2 separate regions of the Homo sapiens genome follow, and region 1 is linked to region 2. A link is a loop called in an ENCODE intact Hi-C map of the cell type or tissue named here. Cell type or tissue: OCI-LY7. All regions are shown on one strand. Links, peaks and the distances in the headings refer to the core of each region. The heading gives the core; the rest is flanking DNA. Region 1 holds the start of LOC124903856 (putative protein FAM231BP). Region 2 holds the start of TRG-CCC5-1 (tRNA-Gly (CCC) 5-1).

The links. A loop is a pair of places that touch in the nucleus more often than their neighbours do. Peaks named below come from ENCODE experiments on the same cell type or tissue, not always from the same donor. Only the 100,000 strongest peaks of a DNase experiment are listed, where the experiment ranks them.
Region 1: it touches region 2 in a loop (7-fold over the local background); 5 of 110 quality-filtered maps call a loop at or near these places.

What each region holds. Positions count from the first base shown.
Region 1 is chr1:16,535,406-16,545,133 of GRCh38, forward strand. LOC124903856 (putative protein FAM231BP) reads left to right here and starts at 3,581. Exons shown (of 1, transcript XM_047436898.1): 1 at 3,581-4,258. The coding sequence starts at 3,661. The coding sequence ends at 4,170. It overlaps LINC01783 (long intergenic non-protein coding RNA 1783), which reads right to left and starts at 247. Exons shown (of 2, transcript NR_135764.1): 1 at 1-247. RefSeq lists an enhancer at 889-1,735. In OCI-LY7, for the core only: no CTCF peak of the experiment used is centred there; a DNase peak (open chromatin) is centred at 5,217; H3K27ac peaks cover 749 bases.
Region 2 is chr1:16,723,212-16,730,270 of GRCh38, forward strand. It overlaps TRG-CCC5-1 (tRNA-Gly (CCC) 5-1), which reads left to right and starts at 4,074; the gene lies at 4,074-4,144. It also overlaps the pseudogene TRV-CAC13-1. RefSeq lists enhancers at 4,075-4,686, 4,687-5,296. In OCI-LY7, for the core only: no CTCF peak of the experiment used is centred there; a DNase peak (open chromatin) is centred at 4,200.

The DNA of each region.
Region 1 (9,728 bases), core at 2,702-7,701, 190 kb before region 2:
GCTCTGGGAGGACTTGGGCCTTGTGAGGGTCGCTCTTTGCTCCTGGAGTCTCTCACAAGGCCATTCCCTCCCTGCTTTCTTCAAAAAAAGAGCCTGCAAGCGACACACCGAGGGCTCCGCGAGGGACACCGAGGCCACGAGTCCGAAGGCCTGGAGCGAGTTGCAGCGACCCGGCCGCAGCTCACCACTGGACTAGAGATGCGCCTTTGCGAGGTGGCAGCAAGTGACCAGTCGGTCGTGCGTCGCCAGGTCCGGAGCCGCGCACCAGGTTGCCAGGAGGAGGCGGGAGCGCGGAGGCGCCCGGGGTGAGACGGGGGCACCCTCTGCATCATAAAGGACCCAGACGCCAGCACCCTCAACGTCATAAGGAATCAGACGGATGCGGAAACCGAGACGGGCTGGATGGGAAACTCTTTCCAGGAAGGCTCCGGGGCCCTCAGCTGGTCTCCGACCTTCCCCTGCAACCTGTGACACCTGCCATTTTCCCATCTTAGGCGATGGCAACGCCACCCTTCCGTTTGCTCCGGGCAAAACTTCGAGAGTTCCCTCTGACTCTGGAGTTTTTTCCTCAGATCCAAGAGCCAACTGGTCATCAATTCGTAATTTCCCATCGGCTAAGTGCGTGGGCATTGAGCTACACGCGAGTCTCTCCACCTCTGCGGAATGGCTACTTCGGGGTAGGGGAGGGGCCCTCCCGTGGATTGTAAGGTGTTTAGCAGCAGCCGTCGCCTCCGCTGACTAGATACATGCCAGGGGGTTAGCATTCTCCCTCCCCGCTTCCCCCATTCGTGACCTAGTGTCCCAGCGTGGAGGTGAGAGGCGTGTAAGGGCAAAGTTGCCCCCTCTTGAGAACCACTGATGCGCGTTGTCCTGCTGTCTGAGCTTGTGCAGAGGACTCTCCAGATGAAGGCTCAGGGGTCGATCCAGCTTGAGACCCCCTCGCTCCCCCGCACAGTCAGACCTTAGGATTGGAGGCTTTTAACATCTCTACATCATGAGATTCGAAACCTTTAGGTCTTTTCTTCCGTTCTGTCCTCCAAATCGGCCTCTTCCGAGCCTGTTGACCAGGGCCAGCCAGGCAGACGGCTGGGTTCGCTCAACGAGGCTCCTCTCGGCCCTCCTGGAGCTTCAGGCCTCTTTCGGTTGCAGAGAAACTTTATGGGCCACTTCCTTCGGCATCCCCGGGGGCAGGTGCGCGGTGCCCGGGGAAGAAGAGGGTTTGACTGCGGTTCTCGACCCCCGGCGACCAACCTCCACCCCGGTGGGCGCGCTTTTCCAGGCTCCTGCTGGTCCCACTGGCCGGGAGTTAGGTCTCGGGTCAGCCTGAGCTCCAGAGATGCCCAGGCCCGGAAGGACACTTAGGGGAAACCAGCTGCTCACTTTGGTCTTGTCCGCAACGGACCTCTTGCTGCCAGGAAAGAAAGGCGTCGAGTCCTGTCCTGTTGGGTAGGCGGAAGAGAGATCAAAGGGAAGACAAGAAAAATCCTGGGAGGTTTCAGGATCTAAAGTTACCATGAAGTCGACCTAACCTCCTCTGGAGGTCCTCCCAGTCCTCCCGTGGCTGGCGATGGTGAATCGAGTTTCCGTCTCCAGTTTGCCAAGGCGGACAAAGCCGACACAATGGGCCTGTCCACTATCTTCTTTCATATACACAAAATGTCAGCTTTTCCTGTTTCTAACTGGCAACATCCCGCCTGATGACCAGCTTAGCAAATTAGAGACTCTCCATGGGATTCCATCTGTGTCTTAGTTCGGGCTTCTCTAACACCGTACCATACATAAACTGGGTGGCTGATTCACAACAGAAATTGATTTCTCACAGTTCCGGAGGTTGGAAGTCCGAGATCAAGGTGCCGACATGGTAGGTTTATGGTGAGGGCCTTTTGTTCTGGTTGTAGACTGCCACCTCCTCATTGTATCCTCAGGGGGCAGAAAGAGGGCGAGAGAGCTCCCCGAGGTCCCTTTTATAAGGGCATTAGTCCCATTCAGACTAATGGGACTAAATCCAGACTCTGTGCTGAGTGTTGTGGATTTTTTGCATGTTCATCCTCCCCGCAGGCAACTGGAGATGTATTGTCCCCAGAGGGTACAATAGAGAATCTTCCGTCACAAGTCAGCAACCAGCATATGTGAGTGACAGCATGTGTTCCACTCAGAAATGAGAGTGTATTAGTCCGTTTTCACGCCGCTGACAAATACATAACATAGTCCAGGACGAAAAAGAGGTTTAATTGGACTTACATTTCCATATGACTGGGGAGGCCTCAGAATCATGGCGGGAGGCAAAAGGCACTTCTTACAAGGCAGCAGCAAGAGAAAATGAGGAAGAAGCCAAAGCAGAAACCCCTGATAAACCCAGCAGATAGTGAGACTTATTCACTGTCAGGAGAATAGCACAGGAAAGACCCACCCCCATGATTCAATTACCTCCTCCTAGGTCCCTCCCACAACACATGGGAATTCTGGGAGATACAATTCAAGTTGAGATTTGGGTGAGGGCACGGCCAAACCATGTCAGAAAGGGATGAAGTGACAGCATATCCTGATGTGTGTGATGGTTTTATGAGTTATTACCTATTTCAAAAATTATTGCAATGTGTAAAAAAGAACAAGGACTTGTACTATCTGACTTTAAGGCTTACTATAAGCTATTACAGACAAGGCATCAGGAGTGACAAATAGATAAACAGACTGAGTTAAGAGACTTGAAACTGATCCACAGCTATACGGTCAATAAATGGGTTTTCAATAAAAGCAGTTCAATAAAAGAAAATAAATCATTTCAATTAATGGACTTTTATATGGATGTGGGGAGACCAACAATGTTATTCTCCCTCACACTACACACAAAAGTAATTTCAGCCGCATTACACACCAAAACTTAAAAGTTAAAGATATAAAGCATTTCAAGGATAGTTTGTGACTTGTTGGTAGGCAAAGATCACCCTACCAACAAGCAGGACACAAAAAATACATATATAAGAAAGACATGATAAATGAGACTTCATCAACATTAGCCACACCTTCTCATCAAAAGATACCACTAAGAAAGTGAAAAGGCAAGCAAGTCACAGACAGAGAGAAAATAGCCACAAAACGTGTCTGACCTCCACACCCTGCAGTTATAATTATAGTGGTCTGGTACACTGCGCCCAGTTTCTGCTGGATGGAGTATTTTCTGGGTGTCTCTAATGAGTAAGAGAGGGCCCCATGGGATATTCCTTCAGTTCCCAGGTGAACAGTGGGAAAGACTCCACATTGACCAACCTCGGGGGCCTAAAAATCCAGGTCCTATAGGAGGGTAGAGTATACCTGGACCCTGACCCAGACCCCTGGATGGGTTGTGCCAAGAGACCCAGCAAGGGAAAGGATTTCCTCCTGCCTCAGGTTCTCTGTCCTTCTGTGGTTAGACGACCTGAACCCAACTCCCTCCCCAAGCACTGGAGATGGGGCTTTTCCAAGGGCTGGGGATCTTGCTGTCCTGAGAACAGCTGAGCAAGGGGGTCGAGGAGGAGCTTGGGTGGTGGAGGAGAGGAAACCGGGTAAGATGCATGAAGCCGTTGGCTATACCAGGCACAGAGAGGACCCACTGGGACCCAATGGCCTGCATGTGAAGCCAGGCCTTGGGCCACCTCGTTCCTCAAAGGGGTGCTGACTTCCATGGGGTGTTCAAAGGGACTGTGGAAAGAGAGGCCTTCAGCCCACACCTCTGAATGCTTTTCGACCACAGCATGCCCTGTGGCCTTTATCCTGCTGGTGTGGAACAGTCAGAGCCCTGCAGGGCTGCAGAGCTTCTGTACTGGGCGGCATCCCAGCCTGAGTGTCAGAGCTCAGAGAGCAGGCACCGGAGCAAGTAGAGAGGAGGGCACCTTTTGGACAGAATGTGTGGGACAAGAGCGACGGCTCATCCATTCAGGTTCCTCAGAAAATGAGAGTCAGGAAGATGAGGGCGCAGACCTGATTCCCTACACAGGGCTGAAAGCAGACAACCGGAGGAAGAGCAGCACCTGGGCCAACGAGGTAGAAGACAGAAGACCACAGTCTACTCCTGCCCTCAATCTCACCCCTTCCCACCCACATCCTCCACGCCCCCTGATCACCTTCCTCAGAAGTGTAATAGGAATCCAGATTCCCCCTGGCCTGGTTGCTGCGGGAGGCACAGTGGCCTGATGGAGCCTGAGGCAGGTGTGGGAAGATGTGGATTGTCTAACTGGAGGTTGGGAGTTCAGGGTGAGGAAGGAGAAGCTTGGAGTGCAGGATTTGGTGGTATGTATGTGGCTGTAGGCAAAAGAAAGAGACAACTAAGCCACTTGAAATACCATGAGAATTCAAATTTAGAAAATTCCCAGGGAAGTATGCATGCAGGCACTCATGAGATCCAAAAAACAGCTGCTGCTTAACTGCGTGTTGCAAGCAAGCCCTAAATTGCTGATTTTGAAACAGCCTGATGGGTTCACAAAGACAATTTCTGAATAGTCTTAAGAGCAGAGGTGCACTAAAGCCACTGTGCCCCGCAGCTCAGGATCCCAGAAAGTTCTTTAAGGAGTAAGTCTTACTTCCATTTATGGAAGATTTTTGGAGTTGTCCTTAGTCACCCCCAAAAATGTTTTGGTTAGGAGTAGAATTTTAGATGTCATCAATTTAAAAATTAAAACTGAAACGCTGGAACTCATAGAGAGATAAAATTAAGAGAATCCATTCACATCCTGAGTAGAAAGATTTTTATAGAACATGACGGGCTTTAAAAATAAAGAAAAAATATGGCAAAATTTCATCAAATTAAATGCTTTCAGAACTAAGATTAAAATCTGAAGCCACCCAACTAGCTGGACAGATGGCTTCTTTGCCAAGGAGACCCCAGAGAAGTCTTAAATACTGAGTTCCTGGCCAGTACTTGGAAGCTCAGACACCTCTCCTTATACTCTCTCCCTTTGTGGTTTAGACACAACTGACCAGCATTATTGTTAAAATAGAGATCCTAAGACTGACAGAACAGAGTCCTTACAGTAGTAAGATACCATATTATAAACAAGACCTAAGGCCATGCCAGGCAAGGTTAAGTCATGCACCCCTCAACTTAAAGAATAAACTATGTTCTAATTGCCACAGGTTTTTTTCTTCTTCCTTTTTTTCCTCTAGCTAAACAAGCACTGGCCTTGAGATAAGCAATGCTGAAGCACTTGCAGCTCACCCATTAGCATAAACTGACTGAGCCCTCCCTACACAAGCCATAACTACAGCTTTGATTGGACAAGAGACTGATTTCAGTAACTTCCCCTTGATAAGAGAGCACTGGCTGTGGACGGGTTCTGGACGGTTTACAGAGGCTGTGCACTTGACTGCCTTTGTGTCCCTACTTCCCCTTTTGAAGCATAGGGCCTAATTATAATGTATTTAAATGTCATCTCCACCCCAAAGTGAACATGGGTTGCATGTAACAGGCTTGTTTACTCAGCATGCATGCAGCAGGATCCCTTCATGAATATTCAGAGCTCCTCCTATTCCCTGTTGAATATGCATATGTGGCCCACCACATCAACATAAATCCCTGTTCCCCCCTCCCCTCCCTGGAAACCTACTTTTCGGTTTCAGCAGGAGGGTATGCCTCCCAGTCTGTGGGAATGGCCACCTTGCAGGCTGTAACCATTTATAAAAAATAAAATCTCCCTTCTAAATTTATAAATTGTGTGATTTTTCAGTTGACAGCTTTCAGTCAGACTTTTCACTGACTGGGAAAAGTCATTTGCAATATATTTATTTTAAAAATGACTCCTCAGGATACAAAATTCTTGTGCAAAGATCACAAGCATTCTTATACACCAATAACAGACAAACAGAGAGCCAAATCATGAGGGAACTCCCATTCACAATTGCTTCAAAGAGAATAAAATACCTAGGAATCCAACTTACAAGGGATGTGAAGGACCTCTTCAAGGAGAACTACAAAACACTGCTCAACAAAATAAAAGAGGATACAAACAAATGGAAGAACATTCCATGCTCATGGGTAGGAAGAATCAATATCGTGAAAATGGTCATACTGCCCAAGGTAATTTGTAGATTCCATGCCATCCCCATCAAGCTACCAATGACTTTCTTCACAGAATTGGAAAAAACTACTTTAAAGTTCATATGGAACCAAAAGAGAGCCCGCATCACCAAGTCAATCCTAAGCCAAAAGAACAAAGCTGGAGGCATCACGCTACCTGACTTCAAATGATACTACAAGTCTACAGTAACCAAAACAGCATGGTACTGGTACCAAAACAGAGATATAGACCAATGGAGGAGAACAGAGCCCTCAGAAATAATGCCACACATCTACAACTATCTGATCTTTGACAAACCTGACAAAAACAAGAAATGGGGAAAGGATTCCCTATTTAATAAATGGTGCTGGGAAAACTAGCTAGCCATATGTTGAAAGCTGAAACTGGATCCCTTCATTACACCTTATACAAAAATTAATTCAAGATGGATTAAAGACTTAAATGTCAGACCTAAAACCATAAAAAGCCTAGAAGAAAACCTAGGCAATACCATTCAGGACATAGGCATGGGCAAGGACTTCATGTCTAAAACAGCAAAAGCAATGGCAACAAAAGCCAAAATTGACAAATGGGATCTAATTAAACTTAAGAGCTTCTGTGCAGCAAAAGAAACTATCATCACAGTGAACAGGCAACCTACAGAATGGGAGAAAATTTTTGCAATCTACTCATCTGTAGATTCATCAGAATCTACAAAGAACACAAACAAATTTGCAAGAAAACAACAAAGAACCCCATCAACAAGTGGGCGAAGGATATGAACAGACACTTCTCAGAAGACATTTATGCAGCCAAAAGACACATGAAAAAATCCTCATCATCAGCGGCCATCAGGGAAATGCAAATCAAAACCACAATGAGATACCATCTCACACCAGTTAGAATGGCGATCATCAAAAAGTCAGGAAGCAACAGGTGCTGGAGAGGATGTGGAGAAATAGGAACACTTTTACACTGTTGGTGGGACTGTAAACTAGTTCAACCGTTGTGGAAGTCAGTATGGTGATTCCTCAGGGATCTAGAACTAGAAATACCATTTGACGCAGCCATCCCATTACTGGGTATATAAATCATGCTGCTAAAAGCCAAATGATTATAAATAAATTATATATTTATTTGATTTATATGATTATAAATAAATGATTATTATAAATGATTATAAATGCCAAAGGATTATAAATCATGCTGCTATAAAGACACATGCACACGTATGTTTATTGCGGCACTATTCACAATAGCATAGACTTGGAACCAACCCAAATGTCCAACAATGATAGACTAGATGAAGAAAATGTGGCACATATACACCATGGAATACTATGCAGCCATAAAAATTGATGAGTTCATGTCCTTTGTAGGGACACGGATGAAGCTGGAAACCATCGTTCTCAGCAAACTATCGCAAGGACGAAAAACCAAGAACTGCATGTTCTCACTCATAGGTGGGAATTGAACAATGAGAACACTTGGACACAGGAAGGGGAACATCACACACCAGGGCCTGTTGTGGGGTGGGGGGAGGGGGAGGGATAGCATTAGGAGATATACCTAATGTAAATGACGAGTTAATGGGTGCAGCACACCAACATGGCACATGTATACATATGTAACAAACCTGCATGTTGTGCACATGTACCCTAAAACTTAAAGTATAATAAAAAAAGTCAAAAAAAAGACTCAATTCTTGAATATACAAGAGAACTTTTGTAAATCAGTAATATAGAGCTAAGCCAAATAAAATAGGGCAAAATATTTGAATAGTCCTTTGCAAAGGAGAGTTTCTTATATGCTGGAAGCCACAAGAAAGTATGCTTCATAGGATTGCTCATTAGGCAAATACAAATTAATTCCACACTGAGATAGCACTAACTACTCACCAGTGTATGGCTACTTTTTTTTTTTTTTTTCTGAGACAGGGTCTCATTCTGTCACCCAAGCTGGAGTGCAATGGTGCGATCTTGACTCACCGCAACATCCCCCTCTGGAGTAGCTGGGACTACAGGTGCATGCCACCATGCCCGGCTAATTTTTGTATTTTGAGTAGAGACAGGGTTTCGCCATGTTGGCCAGATTGGTCTGAGAGCATAGCTACATTTAACAAAGTTAGTACACCAAATGCTGACAAGAATTTGGTGCCACTTCAACTGTCATCGCTGGTGAAAAACATTCTAGAAGACTGGCAATTTATACTGATGTTAAACTTATACTCAGGTCATGACCCAGCAATTGAAGGACTTCCATGAATCTCAAGTGCACACAAAGACTGTTATAAGAATATTCAGCACAAGAATTCAATAACCCCAAAATTGAGAAGTGATCTATGAAACTACATGGATATATCTCATGAGTATAATGAATGTAACTGCAGAAAAAAGGCCAGACACAAAACATATGTACATTCATTCATGTGAACTTTAAGAACAGGCAATTGTAACCTGTGGGAATAGACATCAGAATAGTGATAACTAAGAGGACACAGGGTGGGAATCACCTGGACAGGGGCTCTAACAGGCCTTTCTCAGATGATGGCAATTTTCTATAACTTGAGCTGGGTGGTGATAACATTGATCAAAACTAAACAAATTGCACTAAAGATTTGTGCACTTTATGTGAACTGTAGCTTCTTTACTGTTCTCATTGCTTGAACCTGGGAGACACAGGTTGCAGTGAGCCGAGATTGAGCCACGGCACTCCAGCCTGGGTGACAGAACAAGACTACGTCTCAAAAACAATAATAATAGTAATAATTTACTGTTCTCATAAAAATTAGCAGATGGGGAATGGAGGCAAGCCTGTGCAGACCATGACAACTAGTTTAGATTTTATTGTCAGCTCATTAAAAACTCGTCCTCGTTTTGTGTTTTTAAAAAATTCCACTGATACAGCCGTTTTCTCTACCAGAAAAGACTATAACCGCATTATTTCATCAGTGGAAGCTACAGACAAAGGGCCCTTGAGAGGCGGCATCTTCACCTACGGGAATTTTTCCTGCTCAATTGTGAGACAAAGAGCATGTCCAAGTTTTCCTATCGGCCAGGCCGCCCCCTAGTTTCTGCGCTGTGGGCTAAACTCCAGAAGCTGGCGCCCTTCAGGGCCAGAGGTTTACTCTGCTCTCTGGAGGCTGCTAGGATTAAAGGCAAAGCAAACGACAGGTCTATTAGCCACAGTTGCAGGTTAGAAAACACTACTGTGACTCAGATTAGAACCCAGGTTGTGGCAACCACAACTACAAGTATTAACTACTACACGACCACAAAGCCTGCTGACAAGCATTGCACTTCTATGTTTTGAATGTAAAAACACTCACACTATTTTATCTGCTTTATTGTTGGACGTCCGCAGATTTTCGTGCTTTTCTGTCTTTCGTGCGCTTCTCCCTTTCTCTCCCCATTCTGCTACATAATTAAAAAAAAAATCTCATCTCTCAGGATCCGACCACTGCCTCTACAACAAGCCTCCTGGGAGGTCTCTTTGTCCCATTGACATCTCTGCCTTCTTTCGCTGCTTTTTTTTTTTCTTTCTTTTTTGACGGAGTCTCGCTCTGTCGCCCAGGCTGGACTGCAGTAGCGCGATCTTGGCTCACTGCAACCTCCGCCTCCTGAGTTCAAGCGATTCTCCTGCCTCAGCCTCCCAAGTAGCCGGAATAGCAGGTGCATGCCACCACATTTGGCTAATTTT
Region 2 (7,059 bases), core at 2,060-7,059:
AAATATTTCTTTCCCCCAAATGAAACCCCAGGGCTTCCAGTATTTGTAGTGATAGTGTGAATCCATTAGGTCTATTTTTAATTATATCTCTCTTATTGGTTATTTTTTTCACATTTCCTAACTCATTTGTGATATTGCTTCCATATAATTCAACTTTTTGTGCGCTGGGTTCCCATTTGCCCCACAAAGGCCTATGTGCAAATCTGATATCCTGTTTGAATGACATTGTTTTGTTTTTACCTTATTGCTTCCTATCTTTCACAACAATGTTGTCAGTTCTCAACATTAAGGCATTAAAAATTAGCTTTTCTCAAATGCTCAGCATCATTAATCATTAGGGAAATGCAAATTAAAACCATAATGAATATCATCTCACACCTGTTAGAGTGGCATTTGTCAAAAAGGTGAATGATGTGTTAGACATAATGCAGAGAAAAGGGAACACACACATTGTGAATAGGTATGTAAATTAGTACAGCTGGTGTGGAAAACAGTATGGAGTTTCCTCAAAAAACTAAAAATAGAATCTACCCTATGATCCAGGAACCCTATTTCTGGGTACATATCCAAGAGAAGCTTCAGAGAGTGCTTTGTTGGGTTTTCTGGAACCCGGCAGGGCTCAGGTGTGTGGGGATGCGCTCTGTGAGCCTGTGTTTCCTCCGCCGTGAGGGCTCCTCCCGCTCCTGTAGGAAAAGGCAGTGCCCATTTTGTCTTGTCCATGTGGGACTCCAAAGGGTCCAGACGCGACAGAAAGGCGGCGAATCCTCTCAGAGTGGGCAGGGGAGGAGATGATAGAATATGGGGAGGAGATAGAATATGGGAATGGGGCAGTAGAGGGGTGGGATTTCATGAAATTTCCTGATTCAAGGCTATCATGAAGTAGGCCTCTTTGGGAGCTCGGCCCTCCAGTCGCTGGTGAGGGTAACATCCCACCAGTCTCTGGTGAGGTCCAGTCGCCTCCGCCGACTGCATTGAAAGCCAAAAGCAGAACTAGGCCAGCACCGCGGCCTGGCGTCCAGTGACCCAGCGGTCTGCATATTCCCCAGGGTGGAAGCACTCGGACTTCAGGTTTGAAGGCAATGCGGTCACCACTGCAATAAGAAAAGCAACTAGGGAAAATGGCACCTTCTTCTCCAAACTTTTGAGACACTCTTGCTCTGTCGTCCAGGCTGGAGTGCAGTGGCACGATCTCGGCTCACTGCGACCTCTGCCTCCCGGGTTCAAGCGATTCTCCTGCCTCGGCCTCCCAAGAAGCTAATTTTTGGCATAGAGAGAGAGAGGGGGGAAGGGGGGGGGAGAGAGATTGATTTTAATGTCTTCAAGCAAAAAGAGACTCTTTCTGCCTGTTGGCCATCTGCTGCCAGGTGAACGTGAAAATCCATCGAGACGCTTTCTGTGAAAACCGCCTTTATCTCTTTGTCCCTCTTAGGTTAAAATCCGCACTCCAAAACCTTATTGAACAGAAAAATTACAAAAAGCACATATAAGACGTTTCAGTTTTGTAAAGGGTAAAATGAAACTGCCCTTCAGGAAGAATCAGAAGACCGACGAGGGAGAGAGGAGCGATCGTGAAATCTAAGTGGGCTGCCCCCGGGTCTTCCAGGGTTTTGTACTCGGTGGCTTGGCCTGAGTTGATGTGCCCATATTTTCAAACAGCCAAGTGCCCTGAGACACAGCCTTTGCTACGGTACCTGCTGAAATCTGGAAGTGTGATTAACTATTACTTAAATTGAGTGGGGCAGACTAAGAGACAGCAGCAGTGAAGGATGCCCTTTGGGAGAAAGACGTCGAGGCGCTGAGGCCAAAGGGTCCGTGAGGAAAGAGCCCGCAGCTCGCGCCCCTCGGCCTGCGGAAGGGAGGGCAAGGAGGGTCCTACGGTTCCTGGGAGGACGCGAAGAGCCAAGAGCTCTGACAGCTGGCGCCGGGGAAAAGGCCCCGAGGCGGGGTCCGCATCCCTGGAAGGGCGGCGTCCACACTCCTGCGAGGCACGGGGCGCCCGGGGCTCGGAAGCTCAAAGCCCGCCGGCTTCTGCAGCTTCTGGAGCTTCTGGGAGCCAAGAGTGTCAGCCGGAAGGATCCCGCACACGGCGCTTAGTTCTGGAACTGGATACCCGGGGGAGGATGCGGGATCCCGAAGCCCGGGTGTGGGTCCCCGTGGTCTTCGTGTTGGGGGTAGGTGCGGAACGCTAAGCCTGGGCCTACTGGGAGCCATAGTCTTCTTGATGGCTGGTGCTTATTGGGCTTTTTTCAGTCGAATTTCAAAATGCAGTTGAATTTCTTACTTTGGAAACGATAATAGAAATGGCTGACCTCAGATTTTCATGATTATGTTTTGCCTTTTCCAGTGTATGTGCAGTTTCTGTAGTATAGTGGTTATCATGTTTGCCTCACATGTGAAAGACCCTTGGCTCGAGACTGGAGGGAAACATGGTTTTTTGGTTTTTCTTTTTGTCCCTAAATTTAGTGAGTTTAATCGAGGTTGGGAAACAAACAGAAAAGTAGTTGAACCTGTGGCTACACTTTAGACCTCCTCAATCTAGACAGATTGTTGACCAGGCTACAGTTTCCACTGGTCTGCCAGCAAGAGGCCTGCTTAATGTTAGCTTTGGTTCCAGAAATTCCTTAAGATTCTCTTCATTCTCTTCTGTCGCCTGAATTTTCATAGGCTGACACTGAAAGTGGATGACATCTTAATGCATTTCCTAAGTGTCCCGCTGGGCTTCGCTTTACTCTGATAAGTTGCAGATCTGGCTGATTTGCGAGACAAAAACAAAATATTTTTTTAAAAGATTCTAAATCTGCATCTGGAACTTGTAGAGTCAATAATCTGAAACCACACGAATTATCTACATACAAAAGATTTTGAATGCATACCCCTTCCCCAAATAATCCTCAGAAAACCGGTTAAGTTTTAGCATCTATGACTCTGAGATGCATATGAGGCCTTTGTAAATTTAGAAGTTGAGAGTAGAAAGTACAGGTTTGTATTTTAGAAGGAGATTTGGGAATAAATATAGCTCTGGTGGATATAGATCATATGTTAAGGTTTGTTGGCCAGAGCTGGTGTGTGTCTTGGGTGTTGGGCAAAGAACAGAGAACAGCCAAAGCTCTGCGAGGTCAATGTGAAGGGTGATTTCCTTGGTGGGCTCAAGTTTATGACGCAGCCTGGACCTAGCTTGGCTTCTCAGCTAGAGAAGAAGCATGATTCCATGTCACAGCTCCTGTCTTTGAAAAAGTCATAATGACTCCCAGACCCAACATGTGGGGAAAACTCTGGATTTGTCTCTTCAGTTGAATGTCTCCGTTGAAAATTGAGGAAAGAAATCTCTCTACTATTTGAACTTCATCAAAAGACTAATATGTTAATATTTTGACCGTCAATATTTCCTTAAACTAGTCTACTCCTTTCATAGCTAATACATCAAAGCATATTAACTTAGGAAATGGGATTCTCCCAAACAAGGAAACATTGACGGCAAGGGTTCTTAATCTTTTCACACCACATTTCCTTCAAATGCTTTATACATCTTCAAGCAGACAAATAATAGTATTATAATGATTACGAGACCGATCATTACTCTTTTGCCAAAAAAACCAGCGACAAAAGACTAACTTAGTGGACCAACCTTTGTTTCTTCATTATCTGTACATTGATTCTGTCCTTTTATTTCGTCTTTCTTCTAATTCTGCTTCTGCTTCTTGTTTCCTCCCTGGATTTGAACTTTATTTACCTAAACTACCAGTTAGGTTACCTTCTCAGAACCTCTAAGGCAGCAGTTTGAGATTGACAATGGAAGATTTAAGATTAGAAAAAAGAAACATGAATGAATTTCTGATGTTTTATTATAGGGGTTTATAATGCAGGTAGAAAGACCTTTTTCAGACTTAAGAGTTTGATCCACCAAATGAGCTATTTTGATATTTATAACTTTGTCTAGTAAAAGTTTCCTATAAAAACATTTGGTTTGGATATGTTTGTTAGCTTTTAGTCGACACTTGAAAAAGGCGGTTGGAAGGTTCTAAGTCTTTTTGGATACTCTTTTCTCTTATCCCCCAGGCCGTGGGTGTGTAGAGGCCTTGGTGGTGCAGTGGTAGAATTCTCGCCTCCCACGTGGGAGACCCGGGTTCAATTCCCGGCCAATGCAGCAGGTACTTCTTCATTTCATTATGGCCTTTTACCCGTCTTTTACGCTGCAAAATTATACTGCATAACCTAATAGTGCATTTAGGGGCTTGGCCACCACAAGGTAAAGTGACAACATTACTCACGAGAGTAGCGGCAAGAGACATTCAGGACACTAACCCAGGACCCATGCAATTGTTGGACTCAAACAGCTTAGCAAAGTGGCAAGCACGAAGTCTTTCCGGTGAGTCACTGCAGTTTTGATATTGGTACCTGTTACTTTCATCTATTCACGGGGCGGATCCCTGCAAACCCGAAGAATCATCAGGTTCCTGATTCGCGTGCTGGACCTTGGGCTTACTGCTGAGCCACTGTAGAGAGGATCAAGAAATGACGCTCTTGGAAGGAGAGAAGCTGCGGGCAGGACAGTCACGTCAGAGGTCCAAGAGGCTTCAGCGGCCCAAAGAAAGGGAAGGTGTGTGGGGAAGAATCTGCGTGGAGATGAGGGGAGCGGCGGGGACTGGTCCTTGCGCAGAGGTGGCCAGTGGACCCTCAGGGCTGTACCCCAGACACCGTGAACCGAATTTGCTCACATCGTCAGCGGCCGCGGCCTCCGCGTGCTTTGTGGGCCCATCGGTGTTCTGCGAGGGATTCCGTGTGTCTGGCAATGTCTGTCAACAGGTGTTGGCCTGAAATTTGGCCGGGCACGTTGGCTCATGCCTGTAATCCCAGCACTGTGTGAGGCCGAGGCGGATGGATCGCTTGAGGTCAAGAGTTCAAGACCAGCCTGGCTAACATGGAAAAATCCCGTCTCTACTAAAAATACAAAAATTAGCCGAATGTGGTGGCATGCACCTGCTATTCCGGCTACTTGGGAGGCTGAGGCAGGAGAATCGCTTGAACCCAGGAGGCAGAGGTTGCAGTGAGCCAAGATTGCGCTACTGCACTCCACCTGGGCGACAGAGCGAGACTGCGTCAAAAAAAAAAAAAAAAAGCAGCGAAAGAAGGCAGAGATGTCAATGGGACAAAGAGACCTCCCAGGAGGCTTGTTGTAGAGGCAGTGGGTGGATCCTGGGAGATGAGATTTTTTTAAAATTATGTAGCAGAATGGGGAGAGAAACGGAGAAGCGCATGAAAGAGAGAAAAGCACGAAAATCGGCGGCGTCCAAGAATAAAGCAGATAAAATAGTGTGAGTGTTTTTACATTCAAAAAATAGAAGAAGTGCAATGCTTGTCAGCAGGCTTTGTGGTCGTGTAGTGGTTAATACTTGTAGTTGTGGTTGCCACAACCTGGGTTCTAATCTGAGTCACAGTAGTGTTTTCTAGCCTGCGATTGTGGCTAATAGACCTGTCGTTTGCTTTGCCTTTAATCCTAGCAGCCTCCAGAGAGCAGAGTAAACCTCTGGCCCCGAAGGGCGCCAGCTTCTGGAGTTTAGCCCACAGCGCAGAAACTAGGGGGCGGCCTGGCCGATAGGAAAACTTGGACATGCTCTTTGTCTCACAATTGAGCAGGAAAAATTCCCGTAGGTGAAGATGCCGCCTCTCAAGGGCCCTTTGTCTGTAGCTTCCACTGGTGAAATAATGCGGTTATAGTCTTTTTCGGTAGAGAAAACGGCTGTATCAGTGGAATTTTTTAAAAACACAAAACGAGAACGAGTTTTTAATGAGCTGACAATAAAATCTAAACTAGTTGTCATGGTCTGCACAGGCTTGCCTCCATTCCCCATCTGCTAATTTTTATGAGAACAGTAAATTATTACTATTATCATTATTTTTGAGACGTAGTCTTGTTCTGTCACCCAGGCTGGAGTGCCGTGGCTCAATCTCGGCTCACTGCAACCTGTGTCTCCGAGGTTCAAGCAATGAGAACAGTAAAGAAGCTACAGTTCACATAAAGTGCACAAATCTTTAGTGCAATTTGTTTAGTTTTGATCAATGTTATCACCACCCAGCTCAAGTTATAGAAAATTGCCATCATCTGAGAAAGGCCTGTTAGAGCCCCTGTCCAGGTGATTCCCACCCTGTGTCCTCTTAGTTATCACTATTCTGATGTCTATTCCCACAGGTTACAATTGCCTGTTCTTAAAGTTCACATGAGTGAATGTACATATGTTTTGTGTCTGGCCTTTTTCTCCAGTTACATTCATTATACTCATGAGATATATCCACGTAGTTTCATAGATCACTTCTCAATTTTGGGGTTATTGATTTCTTGTGCTGAATATTCTTATAACAGTCTTTGTGTGCACTTGAGATTCATGGAAGTCCTTCAATTGCTGGGTCATGACCTGAGTATAAGTTTAACATCAGTATAAATTGCCAGTCTTCTAGAATGCTTTTTCGCCAGCGATGACAGTTGAAGTGGCACCAAATTCTTGTCAGCATTTGGTGTACTAACTTTGTTAAATGTAGCTATGCTCTCAGACCAGGCTGGCCAACATGGCAAAACCCTGTCTCTACTCAAAATACAAAAATTAGCTGGGCATGGTGGCATGCACCTGTAGTCCCAGCTACTCCGGAGGGGGATGTTGCAGTGAGTCAAGATCGCACCATTGCACTCCAGCTTGCGTGACAGAATGAGACCCTGTCTCAGAAAAAAAAAAAAAGTAGCCATACACTGGTGAGTGGTTAGTGCTATCTCAGTGTGGAATTAATTTGTATTTGCCTAATGAGCAATCCTATGAAGCATATTTTCTTATGGCTTCCAGCATATAAGAAACTCTCCTTTGCAAAGGCCTATTCGAATATTTTGCCCTATTTTATTTGGCTTAGCTCTATATTACTGACTTACAAAAGTTCTCTTATATATTCAAGAATTGAGTCTTGTTTTGACGTTTTTTAAATTATACTTTAAGTTTTAAGGTACATGTGCACAACGTGCAGGTTTGTTACATATGTATACATGTGCCATGTTGGTGTGCTGCACCCATTAACTCG